Linked DNA regions of Homo sapiens: region 1 is linked to region 2. A link is a loop called in an ENCODE intact Hi-C map of the cell type or tissue named here. Cell type or tissue: heart right ventricle. All regions are shown on one strand. Links, peaks and the distances in the headings refer to the core of each region. The heading gives the core; the rest is flanking DNA.

What was found. A loop is a pair of places that touch in the nucleus more often than their neighbours do. Peaks named below come from ENCODE experiments on the same cell type or tissue, not always from the same donor. Only the 100,000 strongest peaks of a DNase experiment are listed, where the experiment ranks them.
Region 1: a loop joins it to region 2, with 7 times the contacts of the local background. A loop is called at or near these places in 40 of 110 quality-filtered maps.

Annotation. Positions count from the first base shown.
Region 1 is chr1:65,140,116-65,145,496 of GRCh38, forward strand. No RefSeq gene overlaps it. Among named protein-coding and RNA genes, the nearest start is that of AK4, 5.4 kb to the right of the region's middle. RefSeq lists an enhancer at 1-214. In heart right ventricle, for the core only: no CTCF peak of the experiment used is centred there; no DNase peak of the experiment used is centred there.
Region 2 is chr1:65,192,342-65,197,722 of GRCh38, forward strand. All of the region lies in intron 2 of AK4 (adenylate kinase 4), which reads left to right. Among named protein-coding and RNA genes, the nearest start is that of AK4, 47 kb to the left of the region's middle. In heart right ventricle, for the core only: a CTCF peak has its summit at 3,019; a DNase peak (open chromatin) is centred at 3,935; H3K27ac peaks cover 3,539 bases.

The sequences.
Region 1 (5,381 bases), core at 147-5,146, 52 kb before region 2:
GAAAGCCAGGTATTGTCCAAGGTTTCTCCCCATGTGATAGTCTGAAATATGGCCTCATGGGAAGGGAAGGACCTGACCATCCCCCAGCCCGACACCTCTAAAGGGTCTGTGCTGAGGAGGATTAGTATAAGAGGAAGGCATGCCTCTTTGCAGTTGAGACAAGAGGAAGGCATCTGTCTCCTGCCCGTCCCTGGGCAATGGAATGTCTCGGTATAAAACCCGATTGTATGTTCCATCTACTGAGATAGGGGAAAACCACCTTAGGGCTGGAGGTGGGACATGCGGGCAACAACACTGCTCTGTAAGGCATTGAGATGTTTATGTGTATGCATATCTAAAGCACAGCACTTAATTCTTTACCTTGTCTATGATGCAGAGACCCTTGTTCACGTTTATCTGCTGACCTTCTCTCCACTATTATCCTATGACCCTGCCACATCCCCCTCTCCGAGAAACACCCAAGAATGATCAATAAATACTAAGGGAACTCAGAGGCTGGCGGGATCCTCCGTATGCTGAACGCTGGTACCCTGGGCCCCCTTATTTCTTTCTCTATACTTTGTCTCTGTGTCTTTTTCTTTTCCAAAGTCTCTCGTTCCACCTAACAAGAAACACCCACAGGTGTGGAGGGGCAACCCACCCCTTCACCCATCTCTACTAAAAATACAAAAATTAGGCCCGGCACGGTGACTCACGCCTGTAATCCCTGCACTTTGGGAGGCAGAGGCAGGTGGATCATTTGAGGTCAGGAATTCGAGACCAGTCTGGCCAACATGGTGAAACCCCATCTCTAAAAAAGATACAAAAAATTAGCCAGGCGTGATGGCAGCCGCCTGTAATCCCAGCTACTTGGGAGGCTGAGACAGGAGAATTGCTTGAATCCAGGAGGCGGAGGTTGCAGTGAGCTGAGATCGCACCACTGTACTCCAGATGGGGCGACAGAGCAAGGCTGTGTCTCAAATATAAGTAAATAAATAAAATAAAAAATAAAAATACAAAAATTGGCCAGGTGTGGTGGCAGGCGCCTGTATTCCCAGCTACTTGGGAGACTGAGACAGGAGAATTGCTTCAACCTGGGAGGCAGAGGTTGCAGTGAGTCGAGATCGCGCCACTGCATTCCAGCCTGGGCAACAGAGTAAGACTCCATCTCAAAAAAAAATTTTTTTTCCTTTAAAATTATTATATCTCTATTTATCTACCTATATCTTAGAGATTCCCCGGCACATAGTAATTACTCAATACACACTAATTATCATCTTCTGCTCTTAACAGAAGCCCAAACTTAGAAGTCTCTCCTAAGTGGGATCCCCTTTCCTTACCCAGCCTTGAGGAGCTACGCTTGGACAGAATAAACTTAGTATTCAGTTTCAGCCCCTTCATCCAGCTGGAGCAGGAAGAAAGCTGTACTTCCTCTGGCAGTTAACTTTGCACAGAGGAAAGACACGCCCAAACACATCTGATCTCCAGGCATGCCTACAAATCCCAAGGCAGCTTCTAGAAGGAATTCTCCTATTGATTGTGGTTGGGAACGTGGAGTGAAGAATGTGAATGACACAGTCCTGTCCATCCCCACTACCAGACGTACAAATTGGAGCAAAGTTTTGAGCAAGACATCATCATTATATCATTATGTTTGAGGGAAGAACATAAGAGATTGTTAAACTGCTTTCTAGTGTTTCAAGGTGAAAAGACCAAGGGTGGGAGTTCCACATCTTCCTGAGAGCCTGCCTCTATCATATGCTGTTATTCTAGGAATGATCTGTAGTCTGTTGCTCATGGAGAATAGTGGGCCATACCAGGTAAACTTAGAAGAATGTTGATTTCTTTCCTTCTAGTTTTCTTTTGTTAACAGCTTGGGAGCTTTTTTCTTTTCTTTTTATCTGAGAGGGCAGGGCTGTAAAATAAGTGCTGCTGCCTTTTCAAACCCTGTTAAGATGTTACAGGTTAATAACCATGTGGGCTGGTAAAATTGGGGCTAAGATGATTCTTTCACTTGTAAGAATGTATGAGGTCACACATAATACCATGTTAGTCCTTTATACACCATTTATTCTTCTTTCAGCAAAATCTTTTGGCTTTTTGAGTATTTATTGAGTGCCTACAGAGAGAAAGGAACAGCACATGCTGGGACAGGTATCTTATTACTCCTTCCCATTATTTTCTTTTCTGAATCTTTGCACATATAAGCCACTAGCCTTTCTGTTGTCTTTCCAGAGATGCTTCACAGAAGACAAAGAGAGACATAACTCTATCCACTCATTCATGCAGCAGTCCGTCTTTTAACAATGTTTGCTTAATATTCACCATGTGCTGCATTTTTACTAAGCTGCGTGGAAACCATGGTAAAAAAGATGAAGCCACTATGTTAAAGGAGCATACAGTCTTCATCAAATACAACAGAAATAAACATGAAATTGTGATACATGACAATGATGGAGAGATGTGGTAGCTGGAACAATGGGGGTTTGAATTTAGAGGTGAGGTCAGTGTCGTGCCTGTGAACTGTGGTTCGGGTGATATTTTTAATCATAGCATTACAAAAATCTGGTGAGTCATATTAAATTAAGTTTCAAAGGTATACTTCGAGGTACATTAGATTATGTGCAATGTATTACCGATAGTGGAGGAGATAGTTTGATGTGGTACTAGAAATTATTCAAAGTGGTACGTGGTCTGAGGCCCAGCATGGTGGCTCACACCTCTAATCACAGCCCTTTGGGAGTCCCAGGCGGGTGGAGTAGCTTGCACTCAGGAGTTCCAGGCCAGCCTGGGCAACATGGCAAGACCCCCGTCTCTACTAAAAATACAAAAAATAAAAAATAAAAAAAAATTGCTGGGTGTGGTGGCACACGCCTGTAGTCCCAGGTACTCGAGAGGCTGAGGTGGGAGGATTGCCTGAGCCTGGGAGGCAGATGCTGCAGTGAGCCAAAATCACCCCACTGCACTCCAGCCTGAGTGACAGAGCAAGACTCCATATATAAAAAAAATTAAACTGAATATTAGAAAGTACTCCCTGTCTTATTTTCAGCCATGTGATTTCAGTTAAGCAGAGTCTCATGTAGATGCTGTATGTCTTAAACACCTTTTAACACTTGGTAAACAAACTCTCCGACCCTCATCCCACCCTGCTTGGCTCTGTTTTTTTTGTTTTTTGTTTTTTGTTTTTGTTTTTTTTTTATTTAGACAAAGATTAAGCTCAGAAAATCAACAGGTGGTAGATTCCAGCTGGTATTTGGTATCTTATTTGATTTTTCTTGTATTTATTTCAGTGTATCCTTTTACTTATGGTTAGTGAGTTATTATTATATAAAATTTCTTTTTCAAATTTATTTATTTATTTATTTATTTATTTATTTATTTATTTATTTTTGAGACAGAGTCTCACTTTGCCACCCAGGCTAGAGTGCAGTGGCGCGATCTTGGCTCACTGCAACCTCCGCCTCTTGGGTTCAAGGGATTCTCCTGCCTCAGCCTCCTGAGTAGCTGGGATTACAGGCTTGCGCCACAACGCCCAGCTAATTTTTGTATTTTTAATAGAGATGGGGTTTCACCATGTTGGCCAAGCTGGTTTTAAACTCCGGACCTCCATCCGCCTTGGCCTCTCAAAGCGCTGAGATTACAGGAATGAGCCACTGCACTCAGCCTCAGATCAATTATTTAAACAAACTCAGTCAATATAAAAAAAATTAAAAAAACATGATAAGCAAATAACAGCCAAGGTGGTACAATGTTATGGCAAAACTGTAAAAATAGTGTGGAAATAATTGAAGTTTAGAGGAACAAGAGCACTGTGCTCAGAATGAGGAAATCTGATTTGAGGTCCGGCTCCCTTTGTACTATCGTCCCAGGCAGGCAATGCTGCATGGTACTGAGTGTGTTATGAGGGATAGAGACTTGCCAACATTAACAGATTATTACAAAGGGTATATGTTTGAGTACAGAAACCTCAGACTTTATAGTGTTAGAGGGGAGACAAAAACATAAATAGTTGTGTAATAACTCAAAGACTGTGATAAGTATTACAAATGGGTTAAAAACCCTAGACAAAGGAAATAGGAAGAAGTTAATTACCTGAGTGTATGTATATGATAAGAATGGCTATCATTAGGCTGGGCACGGTGGCTCACACCTGTAATCCCAGCACTTTGGGAGGCCGAGGCGGGCGGATCACAAGGTCAGGAGATCGAGACCATCCTGGCTAACACGGTGAAACCCCGTCTCTACTAAAAAAATACAAAAGATTAGCCAGGCGTGGTGGCAGGTGCCTGTAGTCCCAGCTACTCAAGAGGCTGAGGCAGGAGAATGGCGTGAACCCAGGAGGCGGAGCTTGCAGTGAGCTGAGATCGTGCCACTGTATTCCAGCCTGGGCGACAGAGCAAGACTCCATCTCAAAAAAAAAAAAAAAAAAAAAGTGCCAGGGAACTGACTAGGTGCTTTGTTGTATTATCTCATTTATTTCTCACCATTCAGGAACTGGGTTTAGAGAGGCTAAATAATTGACCCATGATTAATACTGGTGATGATGATGTTTACGACTGAATACTTATTGTATGCCCAGCCCTGTACTGAGTCCTTTATATACATGATCTCCATTTAAGCTTCACCACAAGACTCTGAGGTATTATTTTCCTTTTACAGATAAACTAAGGCTCACAGAGATCATGAAATTTGCAGTTAGTGAATGGTGCTGTTGCAATTTGATCTCAGGTGTGTTGGACTCCAAAGTCTGTTTCTTCATCTTCTGCTTCACTTCCAAGTCAGCAGCAGCTGAGCTGAGGGACCATGAGATGGCCATGCACTGGGATGGTCCATTGAGGGCTCTTTTGTGAAATGCGAGGTTCCAATCTTGGTTTCTCTAATGTGTGTCACAACTCTTTGTTTAATAATTTATACTCCTAAAAGCATAAAGTCCTAGAATCATGTGGGTGGCTAGCACTGTTCCATGACACTATAAGGTAATGTTGGTAAAGACATTTCAAAAGTAGACAAAAGAACTAGGTGGTAGGGTAAGGTAGGGCTATAGGATAGCTAGTCTGTGCGGGCTAAAAGCCATATTTCCTGTGGAAAGTTACAGTCAATTCTTAATAGATATGAAGGAATCTTCAGGATGTACTAAATCCAACCTCCTCATTTTACAAAGTAGAGGTTAAGGGCCAAAGGTCATACATTGGCAGAGGAATCAGGACACCACACATCTTGTGTCTCAATGCTCTGTTCACTATGGCAGTGGTTTTCAAGGTGTGGTCTCCAGATCAGCAACCTCAGCATCACCTGGGAACTTGATGGAAATGCCCACCTTCAATCCACTGAATCAGATTCTGTGTGTCAGGCCTCTAGCCCAAGCTAAGCCATCATATCCCCTGTGACCTGCACGTATACAT
Region 2 (5,381 bases), core at 84-5,083:
TTGTTTTATCTAGAACCCACTTCTGTGATAAGAGCATTAACTCATTCATGAGGGCAGAGCCTTTGTGACCTAATTACCTCTTAAAGGCTCCATCTCCCATAACATTTCATTGCCAATTAAATTTCAACATGAGTTTTGGAGGGGACATTCAAACCTTAGCATTCTGCCCCTACCCACCTCCCCCTCCAAAACAACTCGTGTCCTTCTCACATGCAAAATATATTCATTCTATCCTATTAGCCCCCAAAGTCTTAACTTAGCATCAACTCAAAAGTCCAAGCTAAATCAGACATGGGTGAGACTTATAAAGTACAATTCATCCTGAGACAAATTCCCTTCAGCTGTGAGCCTGTGAAATCAAAGCAAGTCATCTACTTCCAAAATGCTATGGTAGGAAGGTGTATGATGGACATTCCCATTCCAAAGGAAGAAATAGGCAAGAAGAAAGGGGCAGGTGGTCACCGATAAGTCCAAAATCCAACAGGGGAGACATTAAGTCTTAAAGATGGGGAATAATCTCTGTGGACTCCATATTCTGCCTCCTGGGCACACTGGGATGGGAGTTGGGCTTCCAGGGCCTCAGAAGCCCCACCCTCTGTGGCTTTGCTGGGTTCAATCCACTCAGCAGCTCTCATGGGTTGGAGTTGTATACTGGTGGATTTACAGTTCTGGGGTGTTGACAGTGGCCCACTCCCATGGCTCCATTAGGCATTGCCCTAGTGGGGACTCTGGGGCAGCCTTGACCCTACAGTTCCACTGGGCATTGTCCTAATGGGGGCTGTCTGCAGTGGCTCTGTTCTGCAATAGATTTCTGCCTGGGCCTACCAGGGGCATTCATTGAAATCTAGGTGGAGGAAGCCATGCTCTGTAGGTCTTGCATTCTGTGAGATGCCACCAAGGCTTATCCCTTTCTGAGCAGGTGGAGCCACGCCTGAAGCTGTTTGAGTTATGGTTGAGGAGGCCAAGGAATGCTATCCATCTTCTGAAACCATTCTACCCTCCTAGATCTCTGGGTCTGTGATGGGAGGGGCAGTCTGGAAGATCTCCGAAATGCCTTTTAGGTCTGTTGTCCATTGTCTTGATTGATAGCACCTGGCTTCCTTCTAGCCATGCTAATCTCTTTAGCAATAGGTTGTTTGACCACACACTTAATATTCCCTCTGGAACATGCTTTTCCACTCTTTACATGGCCATGCCGAGAATTTTCCAAATTCTTCTGTTTTGCTTCTCTTTTAACTATATGGTTATCCCTCAGTATCTGCTGACAGTAAGGGGTGTGGGAAGGGATTGGTTCCAGGACCACTCCCTCATACCAAAATCCATGCTTACTCAAGCCCCACGGTCGGCCCTGTGGAACCCATGGGTATGAAAAGTCAGTCCTCCATGTGCAAGGGTTTTGCATCCTGCAAATACTGTATGCATTTGGTTGCGAATGTGGAACCCAGTGATATGGAGGCCCGACTGTATTTATTGAAAAAATCCTTGGCCCATGTTGTGGCTCACACCTGTAATCCCAACACTTTGGGAAGCTGAGGTGGGCAGATCACTTGAGGCCAGGAGACCAGCGTGGGCAACATTGCAAAACCTCATCTCGACAAAAATTAGCCGGGTGTGGTGGCATGTGCCTATAATCCCAGCTACTTGGGAGCTGAGGTGAGAGGATCACTTTAGCCTGAGAGGTTGAGGCAGCAGTGAGGCATGATCACACCATTGCACTCCAGCCTGGATGACAGAGTGAGACCCTGTTTCAAAAGAAAAGAAAAAAATGTTTGTATAAAGTGTGCCCTCAGAGTTCAAACCCGTATCTTCAATGGTCAACTGTATTTGATTGTCTCTTTGCTCTCACATTGCATTTTATGCAATTAAAAGTAACCACACAGCAGCTTGAAAGCTTTACTGCTTAAGATACTTCTTCCACCACATATCCTAGTTCATTGCTCTTAAGTTTTGCAGTCCATAAAGCCCTAGGGCACAGACAAAATTTGTCAAGGTCTTTGTAACCGTATAACAAGAATAACCTTTACTCCAGTTTCTAATATGTTCTTTTCCATTTCTGTCTGAGATCTCATCAGAATGGACTTTACTGTCCAATTGCTGCTAATATGCCAGTCATGACCACTTGAGTAATTTCTTTTTTTTTTTGAGATGAAGTCTCTGTCGCCCAGGCCAGAGTGCCATGGCCTGATCTCAGCTCACTGCAACCTCCACCTCCCAGGTTCAAGCAATTCTCTTGCCTCAGCCTCCCAAGTAGCTGGGACTATAGGCATGTGCCACCATGCCCAGCTAATTTTTGTATTTTTAGAAGAGACAGGGTTTCACCATGGTGGCCAGGCTGGTCTTGAACTCATGACCTCAGATGATCCGCCCACCTCGGCCTCCCAAAGTGTTGGGATTACAGGCGTGAGCCACACCATGCCTGGCCCACTGAGTAATTTCTAAGAAGATTCAGACCTTCCCTACAGCTCCCCTCTTCTTCTGAGTCCTCATCAGAATTGCCCTTGATGCATCATTCATGGCAATCTAGGGTGTTACTAGCCGCTTCCTCCAAATTCTTCAGCCTCTACCCATTACTTGGTTCCAAAGCTATGACCGCATTTTTAGGTATTTGTTATGGAAACAGCCCCACTCCTTGGTATCCATTTTTTGTCTTAGTCTGTTTTGTGCTGCTATAACAGAACACCTCAGGTTGGGTAATTTATAAAGAAAATAAATTTATTTCTCACAGTTCTGGAGGCAGGGAAGAGTAAGACGATGGTTCTCACATTTGTTGGGAGCCTTCTTGCTGTGTGTTGGAAGGCAACACATGATGAGAAGGCTCACACAAGAGAGGGAATAAGGGGTTAAACTTACGCTTTTATCAGGAGCCCACTCCTGAGATAACCAACCCATTAATTCATCCATGAGGGCAGAGCTCTCATGACCTGATCATCTCTTAAAGGCCCCACCTCCCAATACCTTTAAATTGGCAATTAAATTTCAACATGAGTTTTGGAGAGAACATTCAAACTATAGCACCCCCCAGTGCTTTTTGTCTGGGTATTCATCATGACTGATAAACTTTGACTTTGCCACCACGTAACAGTAATTTCTCTAGTTTACATTTTTAAATTGTGAGTCTTCTCATCTTGCAAAATGAATTTGTATAGTTTTAGGGAACTTAAAAATCTGTGTTTAAAAAGGATCATCTGTGTTAAACTCCCCTGGAAAGAGGGTTAGTGTGATAATTGAGAGCATGGACCCGGGTGCTGCCAGACTGCCTGACTTGAATCCCCGCTCTGCCACTTTCTGGCAGCCTGTGTGACCCTGGGCCTCTGGTTGCTCATGAAACACAAATTAGCAAAGAGGGGCAAAGTGAGCAAATATATGTAAAGTGCTTAAAAGAGTGCTTGCCTTATATAAGTGCTGTATGAGTGTTTGTCATTATTTTGTGACTAGTGTACAGGTCCTGAAGTTTTTTGGGTGGGGGTGACTATTTGAAGTGTTCACTTCAAAAATAGCTCTAAAAGTATTTAGCCAGGCAGAATAAAAGTCAGTTTCAGTTATGGAATGTTTTCTCTATCTTTTCAGTGCTTGCTTTTGCCATGACTTCCTCTCAGGGTTGAATAACTGAAGTTCTTTGACATCATAGGCCTGTTTTAGTGAAGTACGTCATCCTCCCAAGTGATTTGGTTAGTATTTTTCTCCTTGAAAACCCATCTGGTCACTTTTTCAGTTGCGATTTTTCTTTAAAGCTCTGGAATAAATCCATTTGGCAAGGTGTGGAGTGCGAGGGATGCCTGGTTCCTATGTTCAGCTTTAGACTCCTTATGTTACACAGGCACATGCTCTGCGGAGGACGTGCCTGTTGAGCGTGCTAAAGGTGATTGAATGTGGAAAGGTCGAAAAAGGCATTCTGATGACAGATGACTCATCATCTTGGTCCATATGGCTGTAGAGAGGCATCCTGCAAATGGTGGGTGGAAATGAGTAGAGTGGATCCAAGCCAAGGGAACCCCAAGTGGGGATGTGGGGAGGGGAGGGAGGGTGAGTGTTCTGTGGTTTGGTCAGCTTTGCTCTTGCTAAAAAAAAAGTTCAGCACTACCTTCCCTTCACTGTGCTTTCCAGTTGGGTAAGAAATATTCTTGTTTTGTTTTGTTTTGTTAGAGATGGAGTCTCTCTCTGTCACCCAGGCTGGAGTGCAGTGGCATATCTTGGTTCACTGCAACCTCTGCCTCCTGGGTTCAAGCGATTCTCCTTCCTCAGCCTCCTGAGTAGCTGGGATTACAGGTGCACACCACCATGCCTGGCTAATTTTTTGTATTTTTAGTAGAGATGGGGTTGCACCATGTTTGCCAGGCTTGTCTTGAACTACTGGCCTCAAGTGATCTGCCTGCCTCGGCTGCCCAAAGTGCTGGGATTACAGGCATGAGCCACTGCACCTGGCTAATTTTTCACTTTTTTAAAAAAGGGTCACATATTAGACCGTTTTCACACTGCTGATAAAGACATACCCGAGACTGGGTAATTTATACAAGAAAAAGGGTTTAATGGACTTACAGTTCCACGTGGCTTGGGAGGCCTCACAATCGTGGCAGAAGGCAAGGAGGAGCAAATCACATCGTACCTGGATGGCAGCAGGCAAAGAGAGACAGCTTGGCAGGGAAACTCCCATTTTTAAAACTATCAGATCTCATGAAACTTACTGACTATCATGAGAACAGCACGGAAAAGACCAGCCCCCATAATTCAGTTACCTCCTACCAGGTTCATCCCATGACACGTGGGAATTGTGGGAGCTACAGTTCAAAGATGAGACTTGGGTGGGGACACAGCCAAACCACATCAGGCCAGCAGTGAGGTATAGCCATAGAGAGAGATGTATTAGTAACTGTTTTTTTTCGTTTCTAAACTTGCCTGCTTACTTGTGCCTTGAAATAGTAATCTAGAAGTTCCCCAAATCGGTTCTAATTTATCTTTATGTACCAAGATGTAGTAGAATTATCTGCCATATGATTTTAGGGGTAACTATCAAAATATTTTAAACTGGTATTTCAAAGTTTGGTTTTGTAGAAAACAACCTTAAATTTTGGAATTGTAAATGAAATGTAATTTAATCCTTTTCATTGGTAATAATGATAACCTTTAGCACGAGAGTCATCATTTTGTCCATAGTTGTATTTAGAACCTGGTTTGTTTGTTTCATTCTGTGCAATGTTGAACACTAACAAGTGCTTTCTGAAGGTAATTCTGTTTTTAGCATAAGTCAGAGTTGTTTGAATGTGTGCAGTGTTTGTGTCTATTTTCCCTGAGAGCTAAATGATTTCAGACTTGAGATGTTCCTGGCTACGCACTCACTTAGAGCCCTTGGTGTAGGTGTATGATCAGAAACTAAACTATAGATG